Regions from separate parts of the Mus musculus genome. Here regions 1 and 3 are each linked to region 2. Evidence: chromatin loops called from intact Hi-C (ENCODE). Cell type or tissue: left cerebral cortex. All regions are shown on one strand. Links, peaks and the distances in the headings refer to the core of each region. The heading gives the core; the rest is flanking DNA.

Evidence for each region. Peaks named below come from ENCODE experiments on the same cell type or tissue, not always from the same donor. Only the 100,000 strongest peaks of a DNase experiment are listed, where the experiment ranks them.
Region 1: it touches region 2 in a loop (2.0-fold over the local background); 4 of 42 quality-filtered maps call a loop at or near these places.
Region 3: a loop joins it to region 2, with 2.0 times the contacts of the local background. A loop is called at or near these places in 8 of 42 quality-filtered maps.

What each region holds. Positions count from the first base shown.
Region 1 is chr3:98,112,444-98,117,982 of GRCm38, reverse strand. Notch2 (notch 2) reads right to left here. Exons shown (of 34, transcript NM_010928.2): 14 at 4,828-4,973; 15 at 2,638-2,751; 16 at 1,163-1,282; 17 at 638-790. Among named protein-coding and RNA genes, the nearest start is that of Adam30, 45 kb to the left of the region's middle. In left cerebral cortex, for the core only: no CTCF peak of the experiment used is centred there; a DNase peak (open chromatin) is centred at 2,886.
Region 2 is chr3:98,010,920-98,016,458 of GRCm38, reverse strand. Notch2 (notch 2) reads right to left here and starts at 2,921. Exons shown (of 34, transcript NM_010928.2): 1 at 2,688-2,921. The coding sequence starts at 2,760. In left cerebral cortex, for the core only: no CTCF peak of the experiment used is centred there; DNase peaks (open chromatin) are centred at 717, 2,328, 2,601 and 3,023; H3K4me3 peaks cover 1,717 bases; H3K27ac peaks cover 841 bases.
Region 3 is chr3:98,059,237-98,064,775 of GRCm38, reverse strand. The region is part of intron 2 of Notch2 (notch 2); the gene reads right to left. Among named protein-coding and RNA genes, the nearest start is that of Gm40103, 36 kb to the right of the region's middle. In left cerebral cortex, for the core only: no CTCF peak of the experiment used is centred there; DNase peaks (open chromatin) are centred at 893, 1,162, 2,468 and 2,684; H3K27ac peaks cover 2,343 bases.

The sequences.
Region 1 (5,539 bases), core at 216-5,215, 100 kb before region 2:
AACACACCTCATGCTCCCACTTGGGTCACATCCCTAAGATGTGAATACTCTAAAACCAAAAGGCCTGGAACGGGTGAGTGTCCTTCAGGGCTGAGCATGCTCAATGTGCACAACCAGAGTGGAGACCACTCAGCAATAAGACGGAAGACCCTAGTGGTGATATGGACATGAACCAGCCTGAAATATTACTGACAAGAGCATGCCTATATAGATGCATCTATATAAAGTATTAATTTATCTATGGTGGCAGAGGCTGGTCTGTGCTGGCGTGAGACAAGGAAGTAGAACAGGTAAAGCTACGAAGCGACTTTTAGAGGAACATTCATGATGGTTGATGGTTTTCTCTATCATTTTGCCAAAATTGGATGAATTCTACCAGGTATTAAAATACTTGTAGCTTTTGTCTGTTTACTGCCTTTCAAAAATCTATGTTCTCACAAAGCTACCACAGCACTGTCCGTAGTTTGTCAGCATTTAAGATGCTGTAGAGAGATGCTCAAGACAGATTCTACTATTTTGATTTCTAAAGACAGTAGCTTCAGAAGGAAGACTTAAAGATCCTGGAGTGTGGGACATCGATGTCAGTGTAGGGAACGTGGCCCTCTCTCTCTGGGACCCTGAGGGCAGGTGTACTCACTGGCAAGGCAATCATTGATGTCCTCTTCACAGTCCATCCCACTGAAGCCGGGAGGACACTCACACACGTAGCTGCCCTGAGTGTTGTGGCAGACACCATTGTTCATACACGGCTTGGAGATACACTCATCAACGTCAACTGTACATCGTTTACCTATGAAGACAGGAGAATGAACAGCCAGTCCTTGGAAGAAAATTCCCATAGAAATCAAGGCAGGGTGTAAGCTTAGGTGGGTGTGAGTTTCAGTCCACTGTGAGCTTAGGGTGTTTTGGTGCAGGAGGCCACCTGATTGGTCCGATGCAGGAGGTCCTTCGGAAACTCCTCCCAACTGCTACTCACAGCTTGAAACACTTGGGTTGGAGGGTCTCAGCTACTTGAGGACTATAAAGATGGAATCTGAGAAGGTGTTATGAGCCCTTCCAGCTAGTCGCTCCCTACAGAGATTACAGGTGTCAGCATGGTCTCCCATGTCATCTGAGGGCCGATGGCTTTGTTTAAAGTGCAGGATGCATCCAGCATCATTACCTTGCCAGCCAGGAGCACACAAGCAGCTGAAGCTCTCAAAATTGGGTGCCTCTTTACAAACAGCAGCATTCTCACACGGGTTTGGGGAACAGGGAGCCAACACTGTTTGACAGTTCTTGCCTGGAAAACAAATGACAGTCTGTGATAAAGAATCAACCGAGGAAAAGATGGCGTCCCAAGACTGCAAACACAGGTGTGCTCAGAATCCCAGGCTACAGCAGCAACTGAGAGGTTCTAGCTTGGTGGTGCCATGACCCTTTAGTACAGTTAGTTCCTCATGCTGAGGTGACCCCAACCATAAAATTATTTCCATTGCTACTTTGTAACTGTGATTTTGCTACTGTTATGAGTCCTAATGTAAATATCTGATGTGCAGGGTATCTGATATGCACATAACCACACCTGCTCCTTCCAATATTGGCCCACTGCAGCTAATCTGGTGACCGTGGGCAGCTCATTTATCTCCCTGAGACTTCCCTAGCCTGTCCTCAGGGAGGATTTCTGCGGACTAAGTGGGAAGCACACTCTAAGTCCTGTCTAGCACCTAGTGAACTCAGTCTCTCTGCTGGCTGCTTCCTCCCCTGCTATCACTGGGGCCGGCTCTATACCTGCATCTCTGTTGCCAGGCAATCTCTACTGCTATCACCAGGTGCTAACAGCTGCCTGCTAGTGGGTGCTTCCTGCCTTAGAATACTGAATTCACACTTAGAGAAAAATTAAAATTAAAAATGATTCCACTAAAAAAAGGATCAAGGTATGTTTTAAAACACATTAGTTTTTGAGAAGGTGAATTGCAGACTCAATGCTCCAGTTCTTAGGATTGGTGGCAAATGCTTTTACTTACTGAGGAAGTTTACAGGATATTGAGTTGTTTCTAAAGTCAAGTGACAACAAAGTCAACTTTAACAGTCATCTTAAAACTTTGTATATAGAAAGAAAAACACATTACCATGAATTTTCTCAATAATTTTATGTTACAATGTCAAAAGGATAGATGCCTCTGGACCAAGTAGGCATCTGGTTCTAAATATCATACATAAATTTAAAACCCCAAAGAGTAAAACACAGGGCTGGGGGTGGAGGTCAGTCACAGAGCCCTTGAGGATGACCCACAATAGCATGGCTATGTCATCTAAAAGTTCACCCCAACATGGGTGGTGACTCAGGAGAGCTGCGCCCCTGAAGCTCACTGAACAACTTACAGGAGAGGAGGAAGGGGCAACTGCTGAGAGAAGAATAAGTAAAAAAATGAAAACAACAACAACAAAACAATACTAAGGAGATGCAAGGCCCTGGGATCAACCCCCAGCACCAGAAAAACCAACAAACAAAACCCCAAACACTAAAAAGCATAAAGGAAGGAAGCCTTGGAGACCACGAGTGACACCAAACTGAGTCCTCAGAGTATCGTCACTTACCCAAGTCACAGGGCACACCCCCCCCCCCCCAGCCATGCTGGCACCTGCAGTACCCACCTGTGTAAGGCAACATGCAGTGGCAAGTGTAGCCACTGACGTCATCAAAGCAGGTTCCTTGGTTCAGACACGGGTTGGAGGCACACTCATCTATATTCACCTGGCAGTTGTAGCCTGGAGGAGGAGGAGGAGGAGAAACACATACACACTCAAACTGTCAGCCTCAGTTACTCACCAGCTCTCCTGGTGGTTGTGAAAATTAGAAGTCACAGACTGACACTCATTTCTTTGGGTCATGGGAGCACCTGCTCATTCATTTTAGTTTGACGGTTGGCCAAAACTGTGAGGGAGGGCCTGACTCAGGCCTAACGCTCCTCCTTATGGAACTGGATTCTGCATAATGAACTGAGCACTCGCTATGCTGAAAAGCATGCTGCTCTACCTAAACATGCACCCTTTAAGAGAAGTCTCTGGTTCGTCAGAAAAAGGGCAAACTCATGAAGAAAAGCCCTGAAGTGCCTGCCCACTCTTCCACCGGTATAGTCTCTGCTATCAGTGAGCTAGGTTCCAAAGCCTTAAAAATAGTTCTCCTATTTCAAGGCAGAAAATTTATTCCCACTAAAAGATCAAAAAGAAAAAGAACAGAGTGGGACTAAGGCAAGACCAGAATCCACCTGTCTTTGCACCTCCAATGTGACCCAACAAGGACCATAAAGATGGCAAAGCCAGAGCACTGTTAGCAGAAGGGAGCAGGGAGATGGCGGGCTCAGAGGGGCTCATAGCTCACTGAACAAACGGGGTTTGATTGTATATTCTCATTTCCCATGAGATAAATGGTAAGTTACAGTGAGATTTTAAAAAATGGAGGGGAGGGGAGGGGGAGGGGAGGGGGAGAAGAGGGGAGGGGCAGGGGAGTAGAGAGGAGAGGAGAGGAAAGAAAAGAAAAGAGCTTTTGAATCTACAAGTTTCCTAGAAAATGTAATAACATTAGTATCTGATGTAGAGACTTTCTAAGTCTGTCTGGTGTCGTCTTGGGAAAAAAAATCTCCTTTCTCTGACATACTTAGCATGTGTCCTGGACAGTTATGTTACTGTGATACACACTAAAGCCATCTGACAGATGGAACCTCAATAAATAAATGTGGGCAAGCCTACAGAGCACTTCTTAATTAGTGATTGATGACAGAGGGCCCAGTCATTATAGGTGGTGCCATCCCTGGGCTGGTGGTCCTGGGGTCTCTAAAAAGGCCGAAGAAAGGCCGAGGAAGCCATGGGAGGCAAGGCAGGACTCTCCATGGCCTCTGCATCAGTTCCTGCCCCTGGGTTCCTGCCCTGTTTGAGTTCCGGTCCTGACTTCGTTCAATGATGAACAGTGATGTGGAAGTGTAAGCTAAATAAACCCTTTCCTCCCCAGCTTGCTTTTGGTCATGGTGTTTTATCTGTTTAGGATTTTTTAGGGGTAGGACAGAGTGAGGATTCTTACAAATAAATAACAAGCTACTTGAAGGATGTCATTGTGTCTCTCTCCAGTTATCCTCCTGCACACAACTGAGGGTGACTTAATGCAATCTGTTAGAGTAATACTGTACAAGAAATAGAGCGTCACGACCTTGCACTTCATGCTGATATTCAAAAAGTTCCCGATTTTGGAAGACTCCATGTTTGGAGTTAGGGATACTCAACCTGCAATCAAAATGAGTAGTTCTAAAAGATGCCAAAGTGTCAAACAGCCCAACTCGGGGAAAACTGACTGTAAAATATTGTTGAGACATGTTCCTCTACTATGTATTTTCCCAAAAGAGCACAGGAAACTGAGTGTCCAGAATAGCTCATGTGTGAGGATTTGCTGGAAAGGTCCTGAGCATAGCACAGGGCTCGATCCAGTAAGTACAACACTCTCATCTCACTTCTGAGAAGCTTATTATAGAATCAAGCCTTGGCCAGGAAGCTTACAATTACACAAACACTGGAACTTAGGTTGTCAGGCAGCACGCACTTTTACCCACACGCCCCTAAGTCGAGTCTTAACTGTTTAAGTATTATTGTCCCAACAATTTACCTCTCTGCTAAGCTGAAAGTAGAAAGATATCTACTCTTGTTTTTATTCCCCACATATCTCAGACATACTAACTGCTCAGCATGGTACTGTATTAGTAAACTACAACAAAAAGAAATGGAAACCAAGATGTGGAGGGGTGTACCACAAGGGAAGACAAACAGCGGGTATAACAAGCCGAGACTTCACTTCACCTTTGAACCCCTTCTTGCAGGTACACCTGTAGCCATTCACCAGGTTATTGCACGTTCCTCCATTCTGGCATGGGTTAGAAAGACACTCATTTTTGTCCACCTCACAGTTGACACCAACCCAGCCTGCATCGCAGAGGCACTTATAGCTGCAAGAAGAGAGAGGTGTGACTATGTGGTCCAAAGGTACAACTGAGTCATAAGAGACACATAAGAGATAGGTGAAAGCCAGTTTCACCTTTCCTTTTGTCTGGTATTTTGAGGACAGAGTCTCACTCTGTTGCCCAGGCTGGCCTAGAACCACTATGTGGTCTTGGCTTGCTGCAAACTCATGGTAATCCTCCTGCTTAAGCCTCCCTAGTACAAAGATTACAGGAATTAGCTCATTTCTATATTCCTATGGATCTATACTGGAATCATCACCACATGGTAAGAGTCATGAATCCATCTAGTATGTTCAGATGGGAGACCTACACAGTGCTTCCCTGGATCATGAGGAAGCTGATGAATTGCAAGCACAAGCTATGGCTTGTCAAATATACTGGGGCAATCTGAAGGAAACATGAACATGAACAAAGCTCAGAATCGCTAGTACAAAGTAGACATCAGAAAATAAGCCACTTAAGCCTGCTGAGGATTGACTGGAGTCTTAACAGGTCAGTCACACTTTCTTCAGACCAAAAAAAGCCAAAAAGCTGAAGATATCTGCAACACA
Region 2 (5,539 bases), core at 70-5,069:
TGTGATTGTCCCACTCGGTCAATTTGTCAAAATCTTTTGTAAGCCTTATTTAAAAAAAATAATAATACAGATTCTCAGGCCTCCTGTGTCAGGACACCAGGGTGCTGAGTGGAGGTCTGCTGCAGCCAGGACATGGAAGGGGCAGGGAGGAGGGTCACCAGGAATGGAAGAGTGGGAACTACATCAATGCAAATTCTGTGGGCAAAATAAAATTTCTGTGGGTGTGATATTTTTAAAATGTATTATAAGGTTTCTCTCAAGCATCCAAGCATATCCCACTGCGCTTAAACATTCTTTAAAGGTCCTGAAATCAGTGACAGGCCAGGTGAGCCAAGGCTGCCCTTCTGGGCAACACAAATCCACAGAGGAGGCAGAAAAGAGATGCCAAACACCATAAAACAAGAGATTCTGCAACCAACCACTCCCCCCTCCCTCCAAGAAAGAAAAACGGGAAATAGTTATAGGGTGAATTTTATCTCCACCCTAAAGGAAAAAAAAAAAAAACTTGTTCTTTTTATAGTAGGGATTCAACTGAGAAAGTGTCTAGGTGACAGCAAAACCAGGGAGTCACTCCCACCGCAGAGCCAAAAGCAAGCCAGAAGTAAGGGGAGTAAGGGGTGGTCCAGAGAATTGTTCAGAAGCTCACACAGATGGGTTGACAGCTCCTTGCCTTAGGAACCAGTGATGTTCAAATTAACAACTGGCCACGAGCCAAACACGGGAACACTCAAAACTTAGGGAGGGAGAGTTATAATTGGTACCTTGGCAAATACACCATAATAGATTAGGAAGCTTCCCTGCTAGACCCTGGGAAGATTTAAGATTTGCAACAACAACTAGCTCTTTAATCTCTTTCATGAGAATAGTTTAGCATCTAAAGAACACCTGTCCAAAACCCAAAATGCCTACATTTGAGCTGGACTGACACTCAGTGTGACGCCCCAACCGATATCGGTGACAGCGAGGGCCTGCATTAGCAGAAGTGGGGGCATCAGTTCAGCGCACTGGGGTTCAACATGGGAGAAAGCCCGTGTGCCAGCCTCATCCCATCTCTGTTGCCAGCGTTAGCACTTGTGAGTCACTTTACGTACTAGTCCCCGAAGTACTCAAGAGAAAAATAGTTAGGCTTTGAATCCTATTCCATATGGGAAAAGACACAGGTCATGAAGACTAAAGTTACTTTACTATGTAAAACAAGTCGTGGGGGACCAAGCACTTTCATCCTCAGAAAAAAAACCACACTAATCATACAGCTCTTTACACTAAGTCTACACTGAGGGCTAACAGCTTCACTCAAAGAAAAGGGGCAAGGCAAGAATGCCATCGTTGAGTTTTGAGGAAAACTTTCGGGAACCATTCAATCCTGAATTCAATCCTGGTCCACTTCTGAAAACCTACAGACCCAGCAATGTATGACATTCTAATTTTCCAGAAAGTATCTGGTTGATGCTGGACAGCCCAGCACTGTTTGCAGGTGATAAATAATCGAGTCTTCCTCAAAGCATCTGCGATTGGCATGTCAGCTGCCTGTTACAATGAACAAAGACCATACTTTTCTGAAACTCATCCCTTCTCTGAGGAAATGTACTAGAGTTTTTCTGGTAAAAGTTAATTGTTCTTGAGTAAAGGGGGACCCTACCAGTTCAACAAACCAGTACAAGACATAGCCCCACTGGAAGCACAGACTTCAAACCAGTACAAGACATAGCCCCACTGGAAGCACAGACTTCAAACCAGTACAAGACATAGCCCCACTGGAAGCACAGACTTCGAACCAGTACAAGACATAGCCCCACTGGAAGCACAGACTTCAAACCAGTACAAGACATAGCCCCATTGGAAGCACAGACCAAACCGCTGCTCCTGCCCTGAAACAACTTTTCTGAACATCTTTTAAGTGCTACGGGTTTAATATACATTCTTTTAATTAATCCTATTAGCTGGGTAATTTCATCCCCATTTTATTGGTGAGTTAATACAGAAGATTTGAATCCAGGATTACAGAGCTGGACTCCAAAGCCGAAGTTCTTTCCATACAACATTCCAAAGAAATGTAAAATCTAAAGATGTGGGTGGAGTGGGTAAAATATGATCCGATTTCCTTTCCTGGCTCCCACCAAGTTAGCGAGGGGGCACGGAATATCCCACCATAACAAGCCTTTCTAAGCAAGCACTTCGGATCAAGCAACGTCTCCACTTTTCCTCGCCTGCCCCTGCCCCACCCCCAACGGTGCCAAAAGAGCAGCAAGCTGCTGCCAGGTTGGAGGAGTTGGGGATCGTCACACCACATTCCTGGGGCTGGACGCACACTGGAACCGCAGCAGAGCTCCGCGCCTCGGAAAGAATAACAGCAGTTGAGATTTTCAATCATGTGGCTCAGCACGCTGCCACACCAGTTCCCCCACTGCTGCCTCCACCTATCCAAGACCTAAGCCCCACGCCCAACTCCTCCTCCGGACAAACCGACCGATCCGGGTGTCAAAAGCTGGGAACGCCGCAAGCCCCCGCCGCCCTCCCGACCACACTCGCACCTCGGCCCGCGAGCTGCTCGCCCGAGACCCCGCTAACGCGGAACCCGGGACGCTACGCGTTGCCAAGACTCGAGGCCCGGACGAGGCAGTTTGGAAGACGCAGTCCCCGTAGCGCAGAGACAGAGAGGGATGGTCTCCCGGGCGCCCGGTACTCACCGTGCGCGGGGCCCGCGCCGCACAGCCAGAGCCACAGCAGCGCCCGCAGCGCGGCGGGACGCAGAGCGGGCATCTTCGGGGCCGCAGCCAGAGCAGATCCGCATGGGGAGCGGGTCCCGACCAGGAGCCCGGCTCTCGCGTGCTCTACCCTGCCCCCGCGGCTCGCTGAGTCCTGGAGCTCCCGCTGCGCCGCCCCTGCACTCCGCGCAGCCAGGCCGCCGCCCGAAGTTTGGCTGAAAGTTTCTGGCTGCGCCGCGCGGCTGGGCGGCCCGCGTGTCCTTCCGCCTCGGCCTCCTCCCACCGCGAGGCTCCGCCCCCGTCGCCGCCGCGCGCCCAGGGGTTTCCCGCAGAAAGAAGCGCCGGTCCTCTGCGCGCGGAGGGATCTGAGTGAGCAGCACCCCGTACTCCGCCCGCTCGACCGCCGAGCCCGCCCATGAGCTCGGAAAGGGGGGCGGCTGAAGCGCCCAACATCAAACACTAGGGTTTACCCGGGTCCTGAACTTGTAGAGAGAGGCAGACCTCATGCCCCACACACCCACCCACACACTTCTTGGCTGGTTAGAGGAATGAGGGAGAGCAAAAACGAGACTGTCAACGGAAGGCAGAGGGCAAAGGCGCCAAAGTACTCTTAAGAGGACATTCCTTAAGATGCTCTGGGCATTTCGTTCATTCATCCGTCCATCCACCCACCCATCCTTGGTTCTTTTAGTGAACTTCGTGTAGCAAGGTGCTTGGGACACTGGAATCGTCCGCTCTAGGGTCTAGAAGAATTTAGGGGAGGCTTTCAAGAGACAGCAGGAGCTTGAAACTCTAGTCAAAGGTGTAGAAAATAGAAAGAAGAACCAGGAATACTCTTTATAACCTATTAATAGCTGCGAGTGAAGAGTAACCTAAATGCCCCACCCTTAGGGACTAGATGAATAATGCATAATTATAAGTGCAATACAATTGAAAATACCATCTTCATATACGTCAGCCGTAAAACCAAAATGATGATGAAAACACGAATCGCAGAGCGAGACTCTAAGAATGCCATTTACATATAAATGTTTCCAAACAACACTGAACATTGTATGGACGTTTGTGTGCATAGTTTTTAAAAGATAAAGCTATTACACTAACAATTTCCAAAGTGGGAGAGTGGAGGGTGTGATCTGTCTTAGGAATAAATGCATTTGTAGAACGAAATTGGCAACTACGAGGAATTGCATAAGTAACACAGGACTGTTTGTATTTCTGTCTTGACTACACGGGGAAGTCTTTATGGCCCAGGATCATGGCCTTCATCACTAGTGCCTATCAATTAGTAGATGGTGACCTAGAATGCAGAATACCGTTCAGCAAGTGCAAATGGGTGTGAACATTAAAACTGCAGTTTAATAAGCACTATAGAGTCTGAGGAAATGGATCAGCGGGAAAGAGTGCTTGCTGTGCAAGCACGGGGACCTGAGTTCAAATCTCCAACACTCACAGTGAAAGCCAGGTTTGACTATGCACATGCCTCAAACAGCTGTAGGGAGTAGAGTTAAATGAATCTCTGGGGCTAATTAGCAGGTAGCCCAGTTCCAGGTTCAGTAAGAGATCCCCCCCCCCCCAACCAGGGAATAAGTTAGAGAGTAATAGAACAGGATATCTGATGTCCTCTGACCTCCACACACATGAATATATACATACACATATACAGCATATATCATACATATATACCATATATCACACACATACAGCATATGTCACACACATATACCTTATACCAAACACAAATAATAATATACCACATACACATATACATTACCTTGGGAAAGAGAAGCTAGTACTTACTGCAAACGGTCACATTGGGACCCTAGAAGCTCTTTTCAAAAAGTAGCATAATTGAGGACTAGAGAGATAGCTCAGTGGTTGCTGTTCTTGTAGAGAACCTGGGTTCAATCCCCAGCACCCACATCCCACATGGTGCTTCACGTCTATCCGCAACTCCAGTTCCAAGGGATCCACTTCCCTCTCCTGGGCTCCACAGGCACCAGGCATGCACATGATGGACAGAGATACACGCAGGCAAAGCTCCCATACACATAAAATAAAACCAAATTTAAATTTAAAAATAGTATAGTTAGTGAAAATCACTAGGCAATTTCTGCTTGTGCCATGTGTTTAAAGAAGAGTAATAACATTAACTTTCATTTGTTCACCCATGGTGTTACCAGTCTAATCTCTACTCACGTAAGAGGGTAAATCGTGAGTTGCCGATACAAACTTTAAATTGACCTACAAAGATCAGATTTCTCACAACCAACATGCATACAAAAGAGAGTAAAGGTGCTCACCCCTGAGGCACAGCTCCAGAAGTGGCTGTAGCTGTGTTCCTCAGGGTGACAGCTTTAAAGACAATAACCTTCAGGGCTGGGGAAACAGTCCAGTGGGTTTAACCCGAGCTTGCTCTCCCCTACCATAACAGGCAGAGGGGTGGGGAAAATGGTTTAGCAGTTAAAAGCTAAGTCTGCTCTTCCAGAGAACCAGAGTTTGGTTCCCAGCACCCATGTCAAGTGGCCCGTGACCTCGTATAACTCCAGTTCCAGGAGATCTAATAGTTCTGGCTTCACAGGCACCCACATATATGTGCACAATGCCCACCATACACAGAGACAGACAGACAGACACACACATACAAAATCTTGACCAAGAAAAAAAAAAAAAGCCAAAGCCAAGTATTAAGGAGGCAGAGACTAGCTGGCCCTTGGAGCTTGTTGGCAACCAATCTAACATAATTGATGAACTCTAGACCAATGAGAGACCTTGTCTCAAAAGAGATGGCAGTCCAGATAATAATACCCAACTTTAACTTCTGGCTTCTATAC
Region 3 (5,539 bases), core at 216-5,215, 48 kb before region 2:
TAAGTAAAACTACTGGCTTGCTGCTTTAACATTCTTTGGTCTTTCCATTATAAGATACATCTTTCTCTAAAATTCTGCCCCCCCCACCCCCCCACACACACACCACAGTAACTAAAAGTATATGTTCATACTAGCACTCTTCATTAAAAAAAAAAAAAGTTCGTCCATATGTCCATGCCAGCATGACTCATAATAGCTGAAGGTAGAAATAGCCCGAATGCCCACCATCTGATGAGTAGAGAAATAAAAGCCATTATATCCACACAATAAAATATTATTTGTCTGTGAAAAGAGATAGACTCCTGTCACATCCTACAACACTGGAAATATTATGCTAAGTAAAAGACAGCAGAACCAGGCAGCCACGGGTCTTATTCTGTCCTTAGAGATGAGCACAGCAGGCAAGGCCACAGACACAGGCAGGTGCTTGCTGCCTGGTCCCCACGGCTACATCCATTACCTAGTTCTTAAAAGTCTACTGTTGATGACACAAAAGAACCTACTGTTCATTTCACATGCACATGGTGGAACAGGGTGAAGGCAGGAAAGAGAGAAACGCAGTAGAAAAGATTCCATCCGAAAGGATTCCAGTACAGCCCCCCTCGCTGAAACAGCCCCTGCCTCTCACAGGCCTGCATTCTTGACATGAGGCAGGGACGTGAATGGCAGTTCCCACCTATAGTCTATCTGCAATAGCTGTCTCCCCAGTAATACAGGGCAGAAAACTTTCCCACGTGAATAGCCACCCATCGAGAGAAACGCCAAGAGCAGTGAGAGGCTCTGTCAGCTCCAACACGGGTGAAGTCTGAGAAGGAAACAACGTCTCTTCCAACTAAACCCCAGGGCTTGCTCCCCCACTTTCCCCACCAAATGTTCAGCAGCAGGGTGAGCCCAAATTGTGCCCAGGCTCTACTGCAACCCTTTTGGTTTTGTTTTTAGGAGTTTTATTTTTACTTTTGGTGAGGATCTGGTCATTAAAAACAACAACAAAGAAAAGCCCCACCACACGCAAGAGGGAGGGGCATTCTTCACACAACAGCAATTTCAAAATCCTGAGTTTTCAAAACCTGTGCAGAATGTGGGATGGAGGGAAAATGTCTCCTGTGGGCTGATCGCAGCGCAGCTGCTCCTCATTAAAGCTCCTCTTGACTCCCTCTGGGCTGGTTTCCAGCAGAAAATTCTTTAAACAGAACGCAGCTTTCAGCCCACTTTCTTCTTGCCCTGGGCCTCTCAGCCCTCCACTCTACAGCAGCAGCCAGCCTCTGCTGAGCCCAGGACGGAGACAGCCATTAAGGTGAATGGGGTGGGAGCTAACAGAACCCACAAACCAAATTAAACACTGGTCAGTAACAAAGGTCTACAGTTTGAAGGGCCCCAAATCAGTCTGTTCTTTCCTGTGACCATGATGCCAGCCAGGTTTCCTGCCACCGCCACCCACCCCTACCCTGTTCCTGTTCCCCTGTTAAAGTAGATAAAATTAATTGCTAACAGGCGAAGCTAGCGTAACCAGTGAAAGTTCCCTTTTAACTTTCCCAAAGCCAGGCTGAAAACATCTAGATGCCCCAAAGCATTCAGACTCCAGCCTAAAATGCCCCTGCTGTACTCAATAGCCCAGGCCACTGGGCAACCTGACATGGCCCTCATTTCAAGAACTTCAGCCCCACATCTCACTAGACCTTCAGCCTCTTAACTCTGTGACTCTATGCAAAAGAAACTAAATGGGTTGTGCTCACTGCTGACTGTTTTGTTGTTGCTGTGGTTTGTTTTTTGTTTGTTTTGTTTTGTTTTAAGCACAGACTTAGTTAACATCCTAGTAATTAGAGAAAATGGAAGCTGCATATCATATCACATGCATCTTCCCATGTTCCCACTCCCACTCATTCCCCACTGCTACTTCCAGAAATGAAAGGGAAATAAAGAAAACCAGAGAAAGAAACAGTACACCTTCCTTAGTAAGAAGGGGAAGCGCTGGTGTGCAGAGTGGAGCCCCAAACAGGCTGTTTGTGGTAAAACATGCTTTCTAGGGCCTTCTTGGTTTGATGTAAAGGAAACAAAGACCTGTATATAATCAACCCTACACACAGACACACACACACTCTCTCTCTCTCTCTTTCTCTCTCTCTCTCTCACACACACACACACACACACACACACACACACAGAGAGACACACACTCTCTCTCACACACACATTCTCTCTCTCTCTCTCTCTCTCTCTCTCTCACACACACACACACACACACTCACATCTGACACACAAAGACTACCAAACCCTGCAAGGCAGGCATTTTTTTCTACTATGTAAATCTGCTTCCTGGACAGCACGTTTCTGCCTTTCTTGTACAAGTATTTCAGAAAATGTTAATCTTGATTCCCACATTAGCTGAATGCTTCCAAATTAAAAGTTTCCCACAGGAAAAAACCGACATGGGAGCCGGGAGGCCAGGGCTCGTCTTCTGGAGCCCCACCTCGCTTGGTTCACAGGTGCTCAGGTTTTTCCACCCCCTCATCTGAATAAAGCAACAAGCACACTGATGCTAACACATCCAGACTGAAGAGGCTGAAGAGGCACGACCTCAGACCCACTCATTCACAGCAACTCGACCCTCTGTAGGAGGCTGGTATAAGGAGTGAGGAGATGGGAACACATGCTTTATTTACAATGGAATGTCGTGAGCGCCCTTATCTTCCAGCAGAGAGTCTCAGCGCATTCATCAGAGCTCTGAGAACAAGCGGAGTGCCCAGGCTCTTCAGCAGCCTTGAATGATGGAACCGGGACACACAGACAGTGCTGAGGCTTGTGTCCTTGATGTAGCAGAAGAAATAATCAGTCCTTTACCATGTGCCCTGAACCCTGAAAAATATTAGAATGTGACTAAAACATCACAGAGCGGCTCTTATCACACCCTTCACCATAACAGACAAACTGTCTGAGAGAAGGAGATGCGTGCTCTAAGTGTTGTGTTGCAGCAGCATGCCAGGGGCTGTAATCCTGACAAGCACTCCTTACACCACTAAGTTCTATCTGGTCCACATTTGAATGTATATAAGATGCTGTTACGATTAACCTAACGGTCTATCTGGGTGACTTCCATATTACTGCTGATGGAGGCAGACCTTGCTCCTGCACTGTGCATCATTCCCAAGCCCTGGGAAGATGCCTGAATTCCTTGTAGACTTTGACCTGGTGCATTGTGTTGAAACAACGGTTTCAATGTAGCTTTTCTTCATGCACTGTACGTTCTCTGTGCTCAGCTTCCTCCAGCTCAAAGAACATGCTACAATCCAACACGCCTCCTGCCAGACCTGTGCACACGTCAGTCACAAAGCCCCCACTCTCTCCACCCTCTGTCACAACCATGCCCTAAAATTCCTCCAAGCCTCTGCCTAAACGTTATTTCCTGCTGGCAGCCTCATGCTGCCTGTAAGCACACTCGAGAGGCTCAGGCAATAAGACCCTGTCCCCACCCCCAAAAGAAGGAGAGGAGGGGAAGATACAGGAAGGAGAAGAAAGGGGAAGAGGGAGGAGAGAAAGGGAAAGAGAAGGTTTGGAAGGGACATCCCCACTTTATGTTCCCATAAATCTGACACAGTGCATTAACCTTTACTACAATTATTTATCTTCTCTAATAGACAAGAGTTATTCTCTACTATACCCTATGTGCCAAACACAGTGACTAGCATATGGAAGCCATTCAGCTGTTCAAATTCTTAACGGATGCCAAAGGGCAAGATGCAAGGGTCCACATAATCTTTACAACTTAAAGGCTCCAGACTTCAATTACACTGGAAGTTTGGGAACCACTGGGTTGAGCTGTTTACCTAAAGGATCTTTAAGCTAATTAAGATTCTTGATACACAAAGCACCTACCTCTTAACCTTCATAAACCCAAGGCTATTCAAAGCTGCCCTACCCCATATGGAATAGATTTCTTTAAATCACATTTTCCTAATATATATGTGTGTGTGTGTGTGTGTGTGTGTGTGTGTGTGTGTGTGTGTTACTCAGCTTTCAGAGTGCATATCTGCTGCACATAAACCCTCTGACTGTCACATACAACAGAAATTGATTGCAGTGCCCATGTAAGAGGCTCACACTGCATTGCTGTGCCCAGAAGCAGACACCAGGCAGCACCAGCTCTGCCAGATTTACCTGCAAGCCTCTCAAGATGCTCTTAAGAGCAAACATGACTATTAAACCACCACTGTCACAACACCCAACCCCAAAACTTGTCCACACAAAAGATAACTTTTATGGCATTTACACCAACTAACATTTATTACTTTGATGGTAATGAGAACAATTAATTGCCAAAGAAAAATGAGTGGTGTTCACTTCTTTGAATGATGTTCCTCGTTAATTTAGTAGAAACCCTGGCTGTAACTAGCACACATCACCTCAGCCAGAGATGGCATCGACCAAAAGCGGGCAGCAGAGGGATCAAGGGTAGTTCACTGTTGTGATCTCAGCTCCTCTGCTTCAAGAACATCATTGCACATTAAATCAAGAACAAACAGCAGAAACAGTGGCTTTCTGGCATCTGGCACTTCTGGGGAAACAGGAAGCTTTCCAATGGCTCCTGAGCCCTAAGGTGGGCTGGCACACTCCACCATCTATGTTTGGATCATCAGCTCAGGAACTGTCACTGGTGGCATTTTAAATGGGCATAAAGTGACACAGAACTGTCAGCTTGACTCTTGGCCTAAAAGATGTGATATCTAGCATTTTTAAGGAAGTTTGCTGACACTTGCTCGAGGGCAGGACACCACTGACATCATAAAGGCAAAAGGCTTACAGTTTAGGTGAACTCTTGTTCACTGCAAATAAGGCCATTTCTGCAAGAGATAATAATGCTCAGCTGGTAGAACCCTCGAGTCCCCTGTGTGAGTCCCTAGGTTTAACTCCCAAGACCAGAGCAAAAGAAAGAGAAGGAGAAAAACAAAACAAACAAACAAAAAAAAAACAAAAACAAAAACAAAAACAAAAAACAAAACAGGGTTATAGAAACCAGGCCACTTGAGAAGCAGTTATTATGAAGTATGCTTAATTTCAGAAAGACAGCCCAATGCCACACCATCTGTATAGAGAAAAACAAAGACTGGGAGCATAGCTCAGAGGTAGAGCATTTGACAACAGCAAGACTCCAGATTGGTTGCCAACACCTAAATAAATAAATAAATAAATACCTAAAACAGTAGACATCTGCAAAATAATTATGGTTCCTAACTACTCCTCTTAAAAACAGAGTCATTGCCTATCAGGGGGAGGGAGGAAGATCAATTCTTGGGAGTAAAACTTATCTGAGACTTTATAGTGGTCTGTGGCCTTTCATACTACAGAAACTAAACATCCAACAGACACGCTGAACTTACCACTCCACTGTGCCCAAAGCGAAGGCAAAGGGAAGTGCAGAGACACTTGTGGGGCAGTAGCAGCAAGCACAGCAAAGCCAGAGCTGACCGGCCCAGGCTGATCTGTGCTTCCAGATGGAGCCCAAGGCCAAGGTCACAAGTGTAAGCAAAGACAGTCTACAGCAGGA